Regions from separate parts of the Mus musculus genome. Here region 2 is linked to region 1. A link is a loop called in an ENCODE intact Hi-C map of the cell type or tissue named here. Cell type or tissue: heart. All regions are shown on one strand. Links, peaks and the distances in the headings refer to the core of each region. The heading gives the core; the rest is flanking DNA.

What was found. A loop is a pair of places that touch in the nucleus more often than their neighbours do. Peaks named below come from ENCODE experiments on the same cell type or tissue, not always from the same donor. Only the 100,000 strongest peaks of a DNase experiment are listed, where the experiment ranks them.
Region 2: a loop joins it to region 1, with 2.4 times the contacts of the local background. A loop is called at or near these places in 1 of 42 quality-filtered maps.

The regions. Positions count from the first base shown.
Region 1 is chr19:24,553,760-24,562,093 of GRCm38, forward strand. It overlaps Pip5k1b (phosphatidylinositol-4-phosphate 5-kinase, type 1 beta), which reads right to left and starts at 2,113. Exons shown (of 15, transcript NM_008846.3): 1 at 2,006-2,113. It overlaps Gm50341 (predicted gene, 50341), which reads left to right and starts at 2,573. Exons shown (of 2, transcript NR_169181.1): 1 at 2,573-2,625; 2 at 3,249-3,651. In heart, for the core only: CTCF peaks have their summits at 1,851 and 3,875; DNase peaks (open chromatin) are centred at 1,932 and 2,502; H3K4me3 peaks cover 3,898 bases; H3K27ac peaks cover 3,951 bases.
Region 2 is chr19:24,452,660-24,460,993 of GRCm38, forward strand. The region is part of intron 1 of Pip5k1b (phosphatidylinositol-4-phosphate 5-kinase, type 1 beta); the gene reads right to left. Among named protein-coding and RNA genes, the nearest start is that of Fam122a, 21 kb to the right of the region's middle. In heart, for the core only: a CTCF peak has its summit at 172; no DNase peak of the experiment used is centred there; H3K27ac peaks cover 2,655 bases.

The DNA.
Region 1 (8,334 bases), core at 317-8,316:
TAAGGCTCAGCGTATGGTCTGGCACAAAGGCTGTGTCAGAGCTACAGCCCAGTTCACCAACCAGCTCACTGAACAGAGTGACCTCATCTAATCAGAAGTGGGACAATGACAGAAAACACAAAGCAACAAACTGTCAGGCGATTAGATGAACTCTCCCTCTTGGACCATCCACTCAGGGTTCGAGAAGTGATGTAAAACTCTCATGATGGCCTGACCCCCGAGTTTCCCCACATCTGCAAAATGTGAGCATCAAATCACAAGGAGGTCGAACTGACCACTGTGAGGAGACGACAAATCTAGCCATTAAAGAAAAGAAGACTTCACTAGTACAGGGCTGGCTCTGAATGAGGGACAGCAAGGCTGGCTTTAACTGGAAGGACCGATTGTCACTGTGATAAACCCCAGAATCCGAGTCCCCCATGCCTCCTCTAAACCTATGATAAGCATCTTCACCACACCTCCCTCAGAAGTGGTTGAAATAAGATGAGCATACTGAAAAGCAATTAAAAATTGCAAGACACTGATGCAAATATTAGGTGGGTTTTTTTTCCCCCCCAGTCCCTCCAGTTTTCTTAGTTTGGATAAAAATGTAATATGGCTTTATCTGTAAGCACTGTTCAACTTTCCTGCCCAAGGATGGCTGCACTTCCCATGCATCCTGGGGGGGGGGGGTCCTCCACCTTTGTACACAGAACCCAGCATTTTCTTCAGCTTAGAGATCGCACAGGACACTTAAGGCTCAACCTTGAACTTGGTTGGGTAAGTTTTTGTTTTTGTTTTTCTGTTTTGCCTTTCAGTGGGCAGCCCTCTGACAGAAGCTTCCATGAACCCCCATCACACTGGAGTCTAAGGAAAACCAATCCTTGGACTTTGATCTACTCCAACGACTGCAAAAACACTACAGCCTCTACACAGAACAAGAGGGAAGTCTCCCGGAAGAGAGGTGAAAGGGGCCCTTTACAGCTAAGTTCAAGAGAACAGCCTCGGACTACTTCTTAGATCAGATTAATCAGGTCTCAGTCCTTATGGACCATTCATTTTACAGGGGGACCTCTACCAGGCTGAGAATGCCATCAAGGGGCAGAGCCAGGGCAGAGGCGGGGGTGGGGGGGGTGGGGGGGATGGCTACTTGAGAGTCAGCATGCGCTTCCTTTACATAGCATCATAGTAAATAGCAGATCCTGTTCAAAGTCCTGACTTCAGTAGACATGAAGAACAAATTCACTGACTACCCAAACAACTTCTCTGGAACAGGTTTCTACCCAAGCGTGCTGTGCACAGCAGACAGCCGGCTTGAGAGGGTGGGGGTAAGAAATGAGAACATGCTCATCTGCATAGATGAGAGATAAGCAGACGTTTGTTGTCTTCGGTTCTGACGACTCCTGGCACCAGAGTGGCAAGTCCAACTCCAGCGCTCTCCCCATCCCCCCCGCCACCCCCCACCCCCGCCCCAGATGTTGAATCGTCACATTGACAGGGCCATTGAAGACAGGGGACTGTAAAAGTCGGCGGCTGTTTTCAGGCTGGAACTGTAGTTCACCTGTTCCACCCGGCGCCAGAGCCAGAAATCAAGCAGAACGCCACTCGTGGAAGCCCCTCTGTACATCCCGGGGGGCGCCTAACAAGTTCGCTGCTGTTTAGAAGCAGGGGAGAATGACGGAGACACCTCTCCTGCTGCAACAAAACTCAGCAGGTTCCCCAGAAACGAGGGAGGGGTCTCTGACTTAAGTGAGCCCGAGGGATCACTGGGTGTCACTGCGGCCCTAGGGATCAGGGTAGCGAGGCGGTCGGTGCCCACGGGGACTGCGCAGCTGTGGCCCCCGAGGAGCGAAGGTCCTGGTTTGACGACCACGGGCGCCCCCTCCATGTCACCCCCAGCACAACTTGGACAGGCAAAGTGGAAAGGTGGAGAGCAGGTCAGGTCCCAGCAGAGACACACAGAGCCTCAGGCGCGGCGGCAAGGGAGGGTGTAGGCAGGGTTGCCGGGGACGCGCAGGAAACTTACCTCCTTCGGCCGGCGTGCTGGAGCCTTGGCGGCCGAGACCAGTTGCGCCACCGCGGGCAAGTTGTCGGGATGTCGTGGGTTCTCCGGTGGCTGCAGCGGGCGGCGGGCGGCGGGCGGGGCGGAGCCGGAGCAGCGCCGGGGGGTGGGGTGGGGGGGCGGGCAGGTGCCGGGCCCTGCCGCGGGGCCACACTGGGCTCGGACGCGCGGCGACGGGGACGCGCGGCTGCGAGTGTGCAATGCGCGCGCGCCGCGGCCGGTGTGCGTGTCCCCGCGTTCCCCTTCCTTCCCGCCGCTCCTCTGGTCGGCAGAACGGCAAGCGGACCACTAGGACCAGACAGCGCCGGGTGGCGCGGCGAGGCGAGATCGGGGGATGGAGGCCGAGGAGTGGCGGTGCCCCGCAGCCACGGGCCCCCGCACGGCGCGCCGGAGTCCGAGCGGGGCGGGCAGCGAGCAGGCTGCACGGCGGCCGCGACTCCGGGAGGCTGCAGGCCCCGCCCGCCGGCCGCCCAGGCTCTTCCCCTTTTCTCTCCACCCTCTGCTCTGTCCCGCACGCCCTGCAAGGAAGCCAGACCGGTTTGCAGCAGCAGAGCAGCCCGCAGTCGGACCTAACGCTCTAGTCGGTGCGTGGGAGATTGTGCGCCCGGGCCACTGTGCAGCCAGGACTCAGAGCAGGGGTGAAGCGGCTCCCTGAGATTAGCGGGATCCTCCAAAGCTCCAGAGCTTCTGGGAGCTTCTCAGAGTCTCGAAGCCTCACTGCTGTGGACTGTGTTGGGGTAGGGCGTGCCGCTGCCAGTGTCCCTGGCCACCAGTCGGGCAATGCCAGACTTGACTCCTCTTCCTTGAGGAGCCAGCACTTAAGCAAGCAGAGCCCTCCCCTATACCCCCTTTATCAGGAAGGGACGCGCAAAGGTTCTGAGACCACACTTGTCTCCCTTCTAAGGATAGCAGGTGCTCTCAAGAAGGACGATCTATCCAACAGGTTAGGGATGGGCTAGTGAGGGGTCCCGCGCCATTGAGCTACAATGGGGGCGCGCCTGCTGGAGCCACTTGGAATCTCACTAGGTTAGTTTAGCTTCGAAGAGGGTAGGGGCTAGATCTAAGGATCCGTTTGGAGTTGTGCTGTTCTGAACGCTAAAATTAAATTTATCTAACAGGCACAGGAAGAGAGCGACTCCCTCCCAGTTGGGTCGAAGCAAGTGGTACAGTTCAGCTTTATCACTTCCTTCCACTTTCCCCTCCTCAGACAAAACAAAACACTTGTGGGAAAGAAAACTTGCGTTCTGTCAGAGGAAGACCAGCATTTGATGACCCTTGCTTGAGGACACTCCCTTGAGGCTCTACAAAGAGCACCTGCAGGCAGTTTTGAAATCTTTTAACAACCCCACCCCCAACCCCAACTCGAGTGAATTTGTGGTGGTTTAGTATCACCCTGGAATGAAGCATAAAAATTCCTTTATAACAAAAAATGCATTGTTCTTAAAGTTTTATTCACGTAAAGCTGACAAATCAAATAGATGTGTATTGTTAGGGACGGTATCTCCAGTGTTCTTCCAGGTGTGTGTGGCCGCTACTAGCGATTTAAGGCATCACTAACTTAGGACTTGGGTCCAAGCATTCTGGACTTATTAAAGCACAGAGTAAGAACATGTGTGTGGTCCAGCTTGCACGCTTTTCAGATGAGAAAACCGTAGCCCTAAGACATCCAGTAACTCACAGGCGAGGACACAGTTTTCCTTACTCTTAGTCCTTGAACAAAAAGTAACAGCAATACTGACTTAACAGAGTTCAAGATGGGGCCAGTGGAGGGGGCAGCAGAGAAAGAGCAGCGGATCAAAGATCAAAGAACCTTGCAACCAACTGCTGTGAATCACTGTATAGGGGGCAGCATCTCACCGCTCTGAGTCGCGGGCTGGCTGGAATCTGGGGCTGGGGAAATCAGTCTCCCTGTCGCGTGCCTCAGACTTCCACTCTGAACTTCAAGGAGTGGGAAGTGGATTTGCTTCCCAGAGAGGCGATGCCATAGGGGATATGAAAACAGGCGAAGCCAAATCTGAATGACCTCTCAGTGGATCAAAAGCGCTCAGAGGCGTTAGACTCCCACACCCCAATCCTGCACAGCTGCTTTCTCCATTAGAACCTAATCTCCCAGGCAAACAACCTTGGGCTTCTGGTAGAGAAGTCCCAAAGCCAACTGCTTACAGGACATTTGTAGAGATAACACGGTGAAACTGGACTCTAAGAATTTCCCCACGAGCCTTATACCCCATTGTTAGTTCCATGTATGAAAGACAAAACAAAACAAAACAATCCTTCCTGATCTACTTATATCGGTGGGATTTCAGGAAAGCCATCCTCTATTGGAAATGAAAGATCATCAATGTCACTAGCAATAGTGACTTGGCCAGAAAAATCGTGAAACCTATTTAAAAACTAGAAAATAATCATTTAAACAAAGTCTTAAAATTATTATTTATTTCCATACAGAGGAGACATGTATGTTTCTTATAGCAGATATAACAACAACAACAACAACAACAAAACAAAAACAATAATGGCTCCCAAGTAATAGCTTCCCTCTATCCAAGGCTTTTCCTCCTGGAATCTACCACATGATCTACTTTGGCCAATGGAGTAAGTACACTCATGATATAATGGTAGTCTTCAAAACTGTGCATTTCTGTATCAGCTCTTGGAATTCTGCCATTCCCAGGAGAACAAGACCTACCTCTAGACAAAGACCATTGCTGGAGGAAGTACATCACTGGGGGTGGGCTTTGAGGGTTTATAGCCTCACCTTACTTCTCTCTCTCTCTCTCTCTCTCTCTCTCTCTCTCTCTCTCTCTCTCTCTCTGGTTTTTTGAGACAGGGTTTCTATGTGTAGCAAGAGCTGAGTCACCAGCGGGGGTCACCTTGGCTAGCCAGCCCTCCTTTGTTTTCAGAGGAACAAGCAAGTCCCAGTGAGCTTAGTCAGGCTTGGTCCAGATCAACAGACCGTATATACGCAAACCATAGGCTCATAACAAATACTAAGTAGCTACTGCTGTAGACAACTACTTCAGTTATTTACTGCTTCATGACAAACTGCTTCACCTCATGAGAAACACAGTATCGGCTGCTTTACTGGAAACTCACTTGGCTTTATTCACCAGGCAGCTAGACAGAGTTGCAGGGTGCTAGAAGGCTTTGCTCACATAGCAGGTAACTTGGTCCTCAGTGATATAACTAACTTCTTACTGCCCAGATAGCTGACTTGGGTTTCTCTGCAGCAAGGCACCCCTACTTCTTCTGTGCATCTAATTTCTAAAAGGGGGTGGCTAGAAACTGCCAGGTATTGTGAAGCCTGAACGTGGAAGTTCTCTGTTATTGTCAACTCTGGGTAGTTTATCTACTGTGTAGACTGCAGCCAGGGAATCAAAAACATAAGAACCCCAGGGGAAAGGGTTGTAGCCATTGACATGGGACAGTAGCGCCTTTGCCTTCCACAACGTTAGAGTTGCCTTCTTCTCATGGAAATATAATTGCTAACCAGACAAAAGGGCTTACATGTTTTGTATAGCTTGATTTTTCTAATTGCAGAGGGCTGATTTACCCCCAAGGACCCTGTGCTCTCTAATTTCAAGTTCACTCTTAACATTGACCACATCTGAAATCTGATGTCTACTTTCCTTTTTTGTTTGTTTAATCTTCCTTTACTCTTTTCTATTTCTTCTGATCACTCTCTCTTCCTCCCTCAGCTCCCCCGCCTTCTCCTTTCTCCTTCCTGCCCTTTCTTCCTCCTTTCCTCTTGCCTTTTCCCTTTCTTTTTTAAACTTTCTATCTTGAATCTTATAACTGAAAACAGATTTTATATTATATATATATATATATATATATATATATATATATTTTTTTTTTTTTTGGTTTTTTGAGACAGGGTTTCTCTGTGTAGCCTTGACTGTCCTGGAACTCACTCTGTAGATCAGGCTGGCCTCGAACACAGAAATCCACCTGCCTCTGCCTCCTAGTGCTGGGATTAAGGGCATGTGCCACCACGCCCGGCTCTACATAATGTATTCTGATGATGTTTTTGTTTTTCCCCTCCCTCCCAGATCCTCTCCTACCTCCACATCTGCCCAACACACACACACACACACACACACACACACACACACACACAGAGAGAGAGAGAGAGAGAGAGAGAGAGAGAGAGAGAGAGAGAGAGAAACTAAAATAGACAAGCAAGAGACAATAAGACAGAAAGTGGCCAAACAAAGCAAACAAACAAACAACAAAGTCTACAAAAAATACCATTGAGTTGGTTTTGTGTTGGCCAACTAATGCTAGGCATGGAGTCCAATCTAAAGTGTGGTTAATATACTCAGTGAGAATTCACTGGTTAAAACTATTTTTTTTTCCCATAGCAAGTTATCAAGTTGGTCTCAATTACAAATAGCCTCTTGGTGAAGGGTGGAAGCCTGGGTCCTTTCAGTGCTGAGATCTCATCTGACTTGAACCTGTGAAGATGCTGTGCCTTTTCCTATTCTTCATCTTATCCATCCATCTCTTTATGCCCCATGATAAGAAAGATCTTATCATGTTTTAAATGAACATTGAACTAGGGATCCTAAGGCTGTGTTACCAGTAGATTGATTGAAAAATGTCTCCCACAGGCTTACATACTTAAACATGTGGTTCTCCCATTGGTGCTGCTATTTGGGGAGGTTATGTAACTTTCAGGAGGTGAACCGTTGCTGGAGGAAGTATGTCACTGGGGGGGGGGGGGAATGGGCTTTGAGGGTTTATAGTCTCACCTTAGTTCCTGCTCTTTTTGCTTACTGGATAGAAATGTGGCTACCCAACTTCCTGCTCCTGTTACCATGCCTTTCCCACCATGAGGATTCTAGCCCTCTGGAAACCCCAGCTAATATAAAGCCTTTTCCTTATGTTGCTTTTGGTCCTGGTATTTTATCACAGCAACAGAAAAGTAAACAGTACAATTTGCTCTCTCATTATGTCTCAGACCCTACAGTGATAAAGTGTCTGAGTTAGGGTTTTATTGCTGTGAAGAGGCACCATGACCAAGACAACTCTTATAAGGACAACATTTAGTTGGGGCTGGCTTACAGGTTTAGAGTTTGAGTCCATCATCATCAAGGCAGGAGCATGGCAGCAGACAGACATGGTGCACGAGGAGCTGAGAGTTCTACATCTTCATCTGCTAGGAGAAGACTGGCTTCCAGGTAGCTAGGATGAGGGTCTTAATTCATGCCCACAGTGACACACCTACTCCAACAAGGCCACACCTCCTGAAAGTGCCACTCCCTGGGCCAAGCATTTACAAACCATCACATGAAGTCTGCATTTTCTTTTGTTTTTGGACTCCTGGTCTACCTCACCAGGCTAGCCCAGACATGCTCTGAAATGTCTCTCATATTTTTCACATTCTAGGATCCTTAAATGTCTTCTGAGGTCTATACAGCAGCAAGGTTTGAAAGGGATTTGAGTCGTAAGGACTCTCAGCCTGTATGATTCCCAATACCTTAAAACGTCTTCATATATTTCCCTTATAATTAGAAAGCATGGAGTTTTTTCAGATATAAGCCCTGCCCGGTGTAATTCGTTGTTGTTTGCCTAAGGTTAGCATTACCTCAGCTCTCTTTAAAACATGCTGATGTCTACATTCTTCAGTCAGAAACACTATGAAAACTAGAGGCCCAATGTTAACAGGCATACAATACTAACCCTAAAACATGCTCCCTCCAAAACTCAGAAGGCACGAGAAGGGTTTTTCTAACAGATTTATACCAGAATTAAAGCATATGCACTAAGATTATAAGTGCACAAAAATTGTATATTAAAAAAAAATCCTTGAAAGAAAATCACTAATAGATAGGCAGTGGTGACGCACGCCTTTAATCCCAGAACTTGGAGGCAGAGGCAGGTGGACACTGAGTTCAAGGCCAGCCTGGTCTACAGAGTTCCAGGTCAGCCAGGGCTACAAACATAACTCCTGTCTTGAAAAACCAATATCCATTCCTTCCCATCCCCCCAAAAAACAAAACTAAAAATTGAACTATCCATGTTGGGTGGGGTATTCCTAGGCTGTTTTTTTTTTAATTGATATTGTATTAATTTTTACATTTAAAAATGTATATACACATATGTATAAAATGTATATACTTGCACCCCAAGTTTTCACCCATCAATATAATCTATTTCCTATCAGATTCACTTATTTCTCTTTTCTTCAGTCTCATTTTCTTGTTCAGAACAGGCTTACATAAACATCCTTTCTAGGTGAATTTTCACTTTACCCACAAGTTGCAAAAACAACATAAACCCAACGAATA
Region 2 (8,334 bases), core at 22-8,021, 100 kb before region 1:
GGTCAGTCCAGTCTAGGGGGGGGGGTGTCACAGAACGTTCCATTTGCTTATCTGAGGAGCACAGACATTGAACAAAGGCGGTTTGCAGAGGACAAGATGAGAGCAGCTATGTGGGCAAGTACATAGTCTAGCTGGAAAGGGAGTACTTCCATAATCTGCCCCATGTGTTTGAGGAGAGGCACAGCAGCCCTCAATGGGGCTTTTGGGAACAAACAACAATAACAAAGATGCAGAAAAGCAGGGAAAAAAAGATTTAAAACTCCAATGGGTCACTCTCGAAGGCTTAAAGATTAGCAACAAAAACCACACTCAACTGAAAACAACCCTTGACATAATTTCTAAAGCTAGAACTGTCTACACTTTTCAGACTAGAAGAAAAAAAATAAAGCGTCTTGTTATATTCAGAAATCACATTCTTAGATTTTTTAAGTGAATAATAAAAAAGAGAGAGAATAATATCTGCATACACTTTTAAAGAAGTATGGAAAATCTGCATGCTATACATCTGCACAATGGAGCCCACATATACATACATATGTTCAAACATATGGTATGTAACATGTTTATATGAGAAGTTGTAAAAATAGAACCACAGGGTTTAATACTCAACGTAAAGCTCTCCTACATTATGGAGAAAGATAATTTAAAAGAAGCTTTGGTCTGTATTTCTAATATTTATATAACCGAGCCACTGCCAAAACCAATTCCAAACGGCAGCACCTGCTCTCTTTGAATCCAAATGAAGATCAATCAAAACAAATTGCAGGCTCTTCTATTCTCTCATAAAACACATTCATCAGCCCGCAGAATAGCTCTCACAAAGTGAACAAACAGGATGGCTTTAAATGGTGATAACAAAAGGCTCGGCATAAAACGAACCACTTGTAATTCATTTTCCCAACAAAGGTTATGCCGAAAGAATTCATAAGCCCTTTCAAAGCCGTTTCACCACAAGCAACCGACAGAAGAAACTTGCTGGCACAAACAGCTACGAGTCATGTGCTGTCCTCTGACCAGCATCGCGCTCGGTCTCTCATGGAAACACCACCACAGCCGGATATTCCCCAACCTCGCTTTTAAATCCTAAATACACAAAGACCTAATGTGTTTGTGCGCACTTGGCTGGCATGCCAGATGGAGGAAGAAAAGTCAGGAGAGTAAATACATATAAAGCCATGGCATGTAGGAAAGGCATATATTAACATTAAAATATCTTTAAAAAATATCTTCCCAGTCCCCCCTGGGGGATAATCACAACAAACCTCAAATGGTGACTCCTCCCATATAATTCTTCTATGTTCTCGCATTCACTTCTTATATGACATTTGACCAATGACTGATTTCAAAGTATCAAATCTTTATAGTATGGTGTATCTTCTCATTTCTTTGCCTTCTACACTTTGCTTTTGATGCCCCCTTAAGTGTCCATGCCCCAGAAATTGCTCAAGGACAAACCACAGGCATATAAAGTCAGTTATAAGCAGAAGACAAATGTTTGGTCTTAGAGTTAAATAACCAGGTCTTCTGCCTGGCTCTGCTCCTGATGCAGTCTACAAAGTACTTATAGGATGGGTTTGTCTTCTATTGAGAAAGGCAAAGCAGCATAGCCTCCCACAGGCCAGAAGATTACGATAAAAGATAGTTAGTTGGTCCATGACCCCAAAGAATTTCTAATGAACCAGTTGTCAGAGCCTCTGCCTGGTGGGAAGTCTGAAAGAACACAGTGGGGGAGTTGGAAAGACATTTGCGGGAGAGGATGAAAAATGTAGTTATGGGAAGGGAAACAATATGCAGGAGGGAAATGTTGAACTGGGAAATTTTTAGTGTTTTCCTATGACTCGGGGCTAATAATAAACTTGACTGTTATCTTAGTTGAGGTTTTTATTGCTGTGATAAAACTACAAGACCAAAAGTAAATTGGGAGAGAAAAAAGGCTTATTTTCATCCTATTGGGTCATAGTCCATCACTAGGGGAAGTCAGGGCAGGACCCCAGGCAGGGCAGGAACCTGGAGGCAGGGACTGTAGTGCAGACCATGGAGGAGTACTGCTTACTGCCTTGCTCAGTTTGCTTTCTTATATTATCAGGGAGCACCTGCCTAGGGGTGGCCCCATCCACAACAGGCTACGCCTCCAACATCAATCAGTAATCAAGAGAATGGGCCAATTTGGTGGGAGCCTATGGGCCAATTTGGTGGGAGCCTATCCTTTTTCTTCTTTCTTTTTCAAGATTTATTTATTTTTATGAGTACAGTGTGGCTGTCTTCACACACAAAAGAGTGGGCATCAGATCCCATTATAGATGGTTGTGAGCCACCATGTGGTTGCTGGGAATTGAACTCAGGACCTCTGCTCTGAAGAGCAGTCGGTGCTCTTAACCACTGAGCCACCTCTCCAGCGCTGAGAGCCTATCCTGAACTGAATGAAGTTCTCTAAACTCAAGTGTGTGTCGAATCGACATAAAACTAACCAGTGCAACAGGCAATAAATGAACAAAAGTGAGTTTGAACCATGCACAAATGTAAATATCTAGTTAGAGGGAAAGAAGTATAAGAAGGACGACTTAAGGTGTGTTCCTCCGCAAGGACACCTCACTCGTCACCTACTTCAGGGCTCCTTTACACAAGGCCCACTGGGGATTACAACAAAGGGAAAGAAAGTGCCCGTTGTCAAGGAACCCAAATGAAAAGCCAAAACACAAGTGCATGTAATAACTAGGATGTCTTTAGCAGGATTAGGAGCTAATGCCTCCACTTGGCTTTGCCTCTAACTTCGGTCATCACAGTCAGAGGGCTTATGTGTAATGTTCTAAAAAATGCAGTAAAAATTTAAATGCCAAAACAAACAAACAAACAAACCAATCAATCAATCCAGGCCAATAAATCACAAATCAGTTACTAATCACTGACTATTAAAATTTCGACAGAGCATTTGACATGTGCTTGGCTCTGTGTAGGTTTGAGACATGCCAGGGGCTGAATGAGTCAATGAACCAGAGACTGAATTGAAGAAATCAAGGCCAAAAGGAGGCAGAACTGGAAAGTGTGGAGATGAGGGAGGTGACAGAGATCCAGAGTTTGCAGCCCCAAAGAGCTACAGGATGCCAGAGCAGGTTACAAAGGCTGTCAGTGGGGCAGGAAGGGGCCTGACCTTGGAAGGACGATCTTGACCTTCAGGGTGGGTCAAGCTGAGCGAGTGGTCAGTTGCTGACCTTGTATGTGGCCTTGGGGGGCAGCCACATACTTCACACATAAAGTATATCTGTTTAAAAAAAAACCTTCTCTTAAGAGCAGAAAAGATATAATGGAAGACCAGCTTTAGAGTGCAGTTGGAAACTTCTGTGGTAGTGTTGAGGTGAAACTCCAAAGTTCTGAATCCATCTGAGGACACAAAGGAAGAAAGCCCATGATGGGTGGGCAGTGGGAACAGCTCTGCCTCTGGGCTCTGTCTGTTTGGGGCTGGGAAGCATGGGTTCAAGTCGGACGTCTGTAGGATTTCAAGCTTTACTGACTACTGAAGGCTGTAGGGTTCCCGAGAGAGAATCTTTCTCTCTGCCCAGAGGTAACTCTTACCACTGCCCAATCTGGCAGATGAGAGTGGAGGAGGGACTCGGCTTAGGCTAAGGCAGCACATCTGTGTTTCTTTAGAACCTCTACAACATGTCAGGTCCTGCGGAGGCAGGGCTAAGCTGGAATCACAGACTGTAGAAAGACAGACAGAGCCCTATGTCCTTGCAGCAGGGCTATGTCAAACCATTCTTCCTAGCTAGCTGCTGGGTTGGGAGGGCCTTGGGTCTATAATGCGTGCATCACTCTTCAGAGTTCTTTGTAAGCCTCTCACGCTTACAGTCAAACCCCCTTTAACTTGAGACAGAGACAGACTCTCCACGCGCTAGAACAATCCTGGCATCAGCTCCACCTCCACCTGTAACTCCATTTATAAAACAGGACAAAGTATGCTAGCTGGGTGGCTGAGACAGTCTGTGCAGCCACATTGCCAGCTTTAATAATGGCACCGCCCCGCTCCCAACCCCCAAGCTGCATGGCTCAGCCAAACAGCTCCATTTCTGTGCCACAGCATCGTCATCTGAGAGTCAGAAACAGAGCTGTGCCCTGTGCCAGCATTGGGAGGAGTGCCCAACATCCACAGACCAGATGCGTCACTGGCAAGTAGCACCTGTTCTGTACATTCAGTGTTATTGCTAGTTGTGGGCCACTCTTGTGTGGAGAATGAGCAGAGGGCAAGAGTGATCCAATCACTGCTCCTAAGTCCCCAGAACACATGAGGCTCTGTACAGCATGCTACCATGCTCTGCCCAGCCACCCTCTCTGCTACACAGCCCACTCAGGGCAAAGAGCTTATATATAGATGGCTCTCTGGCTTCCTAGGCTTCCTGTCAACAACATTCCTAAGAGCTCACTCTTTTACAGCATGGCAGGTTCTTAGCGGACTCTTGCCTTGAGCCTCCAGTGTGTTTGCGTTCCTTGAAGCAGCCTCTCAATGACCTGGTGAGCCAATCTTGAGTGCTTCTCTCTTCTGAGGACTTCCCAGCAGAACACATCACTTCCTTTGCTAAGATCACCCTCCCCAGGTCAACACTCCCCACCCCCAACTCACCTAGATAGGTGCTAGGTTCACCCTAGACTGCAGTCACTCTCAGATCTACCAATAATGACAGTTACAGGCAATAGCACTCTTGTATGGTGTGGATTAACTCATGGAATCCCTTCAATAACCCAAAGTTATAGCTCACTGCTTGGTTACAGGGAACACAGAAGCAACTGAGAGGCTAAATGACTTTTCAAAGATCACAATGTTAGTGCCAACGTGGTCAATGCAGTGGTTCAAAGTTCTCCTGCTTATCAGTCTGCTAGTCCTGCCATGGACCACCCCATTTTTCTCCTTAAGCCTCCTGCATGATAACTGCATCCTGCTCCTGCTTCACAGAGGAATGATGGTCCTTTTGTTTACTATCCTGCCTTCATGTGGCCTCGGGGACCACACCCATTCTTTTTGGTCCATGGTCTCTGTTCTCATGGCTAGGTATGCTTTGCTGGCTCTTTCATGGTAGCTATGGTGAGTTCCACTTTCAAAGTCTTATATACTGAAGGCTTGGCCTCCTGATGGTGGATCCAAGCACTGAGAGGTGATTGGATCCTGGGGACTCGGAGATAATCAGCAGATGAGTCCCTTGATGGTTTCATGATATGATGGCATCATTGGGAGGTGATGGGAGGTATGAGGTGGAGTGTGGTTGGAAGGAAGGAGGTCCCTGGGGCATGACTTTGAAGTGTATCTTGTCCTAGCTTTCTGGCCAACATGAAATCAGCTGCTTTGCTCTAGCATGTGCTTGTCAGGCCCGCAACAATGGAGCAAGCAGGCCAATCCTGAAATTTCTGAAAATAAGCCTTTTTAGTTGTCTAGTTCGGGTAACTTCGTCACTGTGACACAAAAGTGGCCAACATACTCCCTAACACACATCTGTTTGAGTCTTCTCCCATTGGACATGCTTTTTTCCCATAGCCTTGAGCCTCTTCCTCTCATAGGGCTCTTCAACCAGAAGACATAAGAATTTAACTCTAGGAACCCTTACTCCATGTTCCCTTTCTGCTTGCTGATCCTGCTTCCAAGCTCCAGACTTGTCTCACTCTCCTTACATTTAAGGTCAAAATCATCAAAGGACTAATGGATAGTCTTTGTCACCCTCCCAGACTTACTGACAAGAAAGCCTCAAGCTGCATTCCCATGGCCATGGCAGGGATACAAGTAGGCTCGTTTGCTCTTCTCATTCAGGATCTTCCCTGCGTTCTCTGGGGTACTGGCGCTCAGAGTAGCCTGCAAGCTCTCAAATTTGGATTGACTCCTTAAACAATTGGTCCTCTTCTACTAAGGGTCCAAACTCCATTGGTTACCAGTCACACCAATGCTGTCCTTTGCCTACCCTAATATTACCCAGGTGTTTCTCATCTGCTCCTTATGGGAGGAGAGTTGACATTCTCAGTTACTGAGGTACTGATGCTTAAGTCTGAGGAGTTCTAGAGGCAAGCAAGCTTTATCAGCATCTTAGACCCTTGCCATAAGCTTTCCATCCTCTATGGAGGGGCGACTTCAGAGAAGATACAGCAAGGACTACTTATGTTCAACCCACCCTCGAGTTCTCAGAACATTTCTCATCTTTCTCATGTCTTTGGCAAGTTCTCTCTCTCTTCCTCCCCTCCCTCTCTATTTTTCTCTAATACTCAATGCTCTTCAGTCTTCCAGTAGTCTCTCTTCCCCTCCCCTCCCCTAACCACTCTCTGCATAATCCCCACTAGCAATGGGTTCAACTGTAATCTATAGGAAATGACCCTCAGATACTCCTGAACCCACACCCTTTTCAGAGCTCAGGCTGTATAGACATAGCTGCTTGCAGGGTTCCTATTTGTCTTACAGGTGTGATAAATTAATTGAACTCCATCCCAGCTAGCCATATCCTATCCTGCTACAGACACCCAAGCCAAAAGCCCTCAGAACTCGTCTTTAACACAGCACTTGATCAATCAACTTTTCCCAACCCATCGTTGTAATATTCTTTAACCTAAACTTTCTCTGCATTTTCCTGCTACCCTCTGGATTAAAAACCACATCATTTCTTCCATGGATGATTTCCTTAGACTCCTAACTAGTCTACCTGTCTGGGACAGCTACTACTAAAAGGGACTTTTCTGTAATGCAAAATGTACCCCATCTTTCTCTCAACTCCTGGAGTGGCTTCCTATTGATTTTGCGAAGATCTCAAAAATTTTTAGCACAGGAAATAACCTCTAATGACTCTACAGGCATGTATTTACAAGCTCCAAGCAAAGCGATCTTTAACTGGAAAGCTGTTTCTGGATTTTTGCTCTTGTCTCCAATGAGAATCAGTCTACCCTGACTCAATCCATGTCTTTCACGTGGCCTACTGCAGTATATAGCAGGGATAACGTTGTAATCTTACTATAGAGCCATGGCAACTCCTACAGTTTGGAAGAAAGGAAGAACTTAGCCATGAGCCTCAGGCTCTAACTGACAATTTGAAGTATCTTCACCCACATCAAGCATCATTTTTATTTCCTTAAAGGAACTGACAGGGACAAATGTGTTCTGTGATTTTAAACTCTAGGTCATCCTTACATTGGCTATTGATTTATAGAGTCTCCTTTCCATGCTTTCTGGACACCCTAAGGTAACAGCTTTCTCTTCCATTCAGTTCTACCCCGTCACTCATTTCAGATCAAATCCCACATCAGGTATGTTTGCCAAGGGTTTCCCCCTTAACCTGCATGATGTGGGTTCCCGTCACATGCTGCTGGTGGTTTCCTTTGTTAGACAAAAGCTAAATTTGATGTTGTTCTCCTCTTGAGCCATATTTAATAAACCACGGTAAGACCTATTTCATGATTCTTTACTTATTTTTTTCTAGGAATCTTACATTTTCTGGGATCTTATTAAGATTTTATACTGAGTTGCTTTCCATGTATAATGTAAGCTTTATTCTTTTGCATACAGATACTCAGGTTTCCTGCTGCAAATTGCTGAATACATTATTTCTCCCCTAGAGTGAACTTCCAGCATCTTAGCTGAGGACCAGCTGACCTGGGTTTGTTTCTGGAGTCTTATTCCATCGCATAGGTCTCTGTGTCTGTTGTTATGTCAGTGCCATACTGCTTCAACTACTGTTGTATGCAATACACTTTGAAGTCAGAAAGTGAGATGACTCCATTTTTTAAAAATTGCTTTGTATATCTGAGATCCTTAAGATTTTTAGGATACTCTAATTTCTATAAAATTCCATTGGAATTTGGAGAAGGGCTGGATTGAGTTTGAAGATCACTTTGGGCGATACAGACATCTAAGTCATATTGACTTTTCTAAGATGTGAACATGAGACAAATTTCCATTCATTTATACAGTCATTAGTTTCTCTTATCAATGTTTTGTAGTTTCCAGTAGTTTTTGTATTTTTACCTCCTTGGTAAATGTATTACATTCCACTCAAATGTCTTTTCAAATAAAACTTATGGGAAGATTGGCTCTCTCACATATAATTTTTTTCCCCTCTCTGAGGCAACTTCTTGCTAGGTTGCTCCAACCTAGGCACCCAGGGATGGTCTTACATGAAAAATCTTCATTTCAAGCCACTGGGTTTTAAGGTTACAGGCACGCACCACCCTGTCTGGCATCACATGTCATTTTAGCCAGCTTGCCTTCAACTCCTGTGCCCTACAGCCCTACAACAGTGGTCCTCAGCCAGTACCTCAGGACCCTCTGGGGGCCGAACCATCCTTTCATGAGGCCACATTGACATTACAATTCAT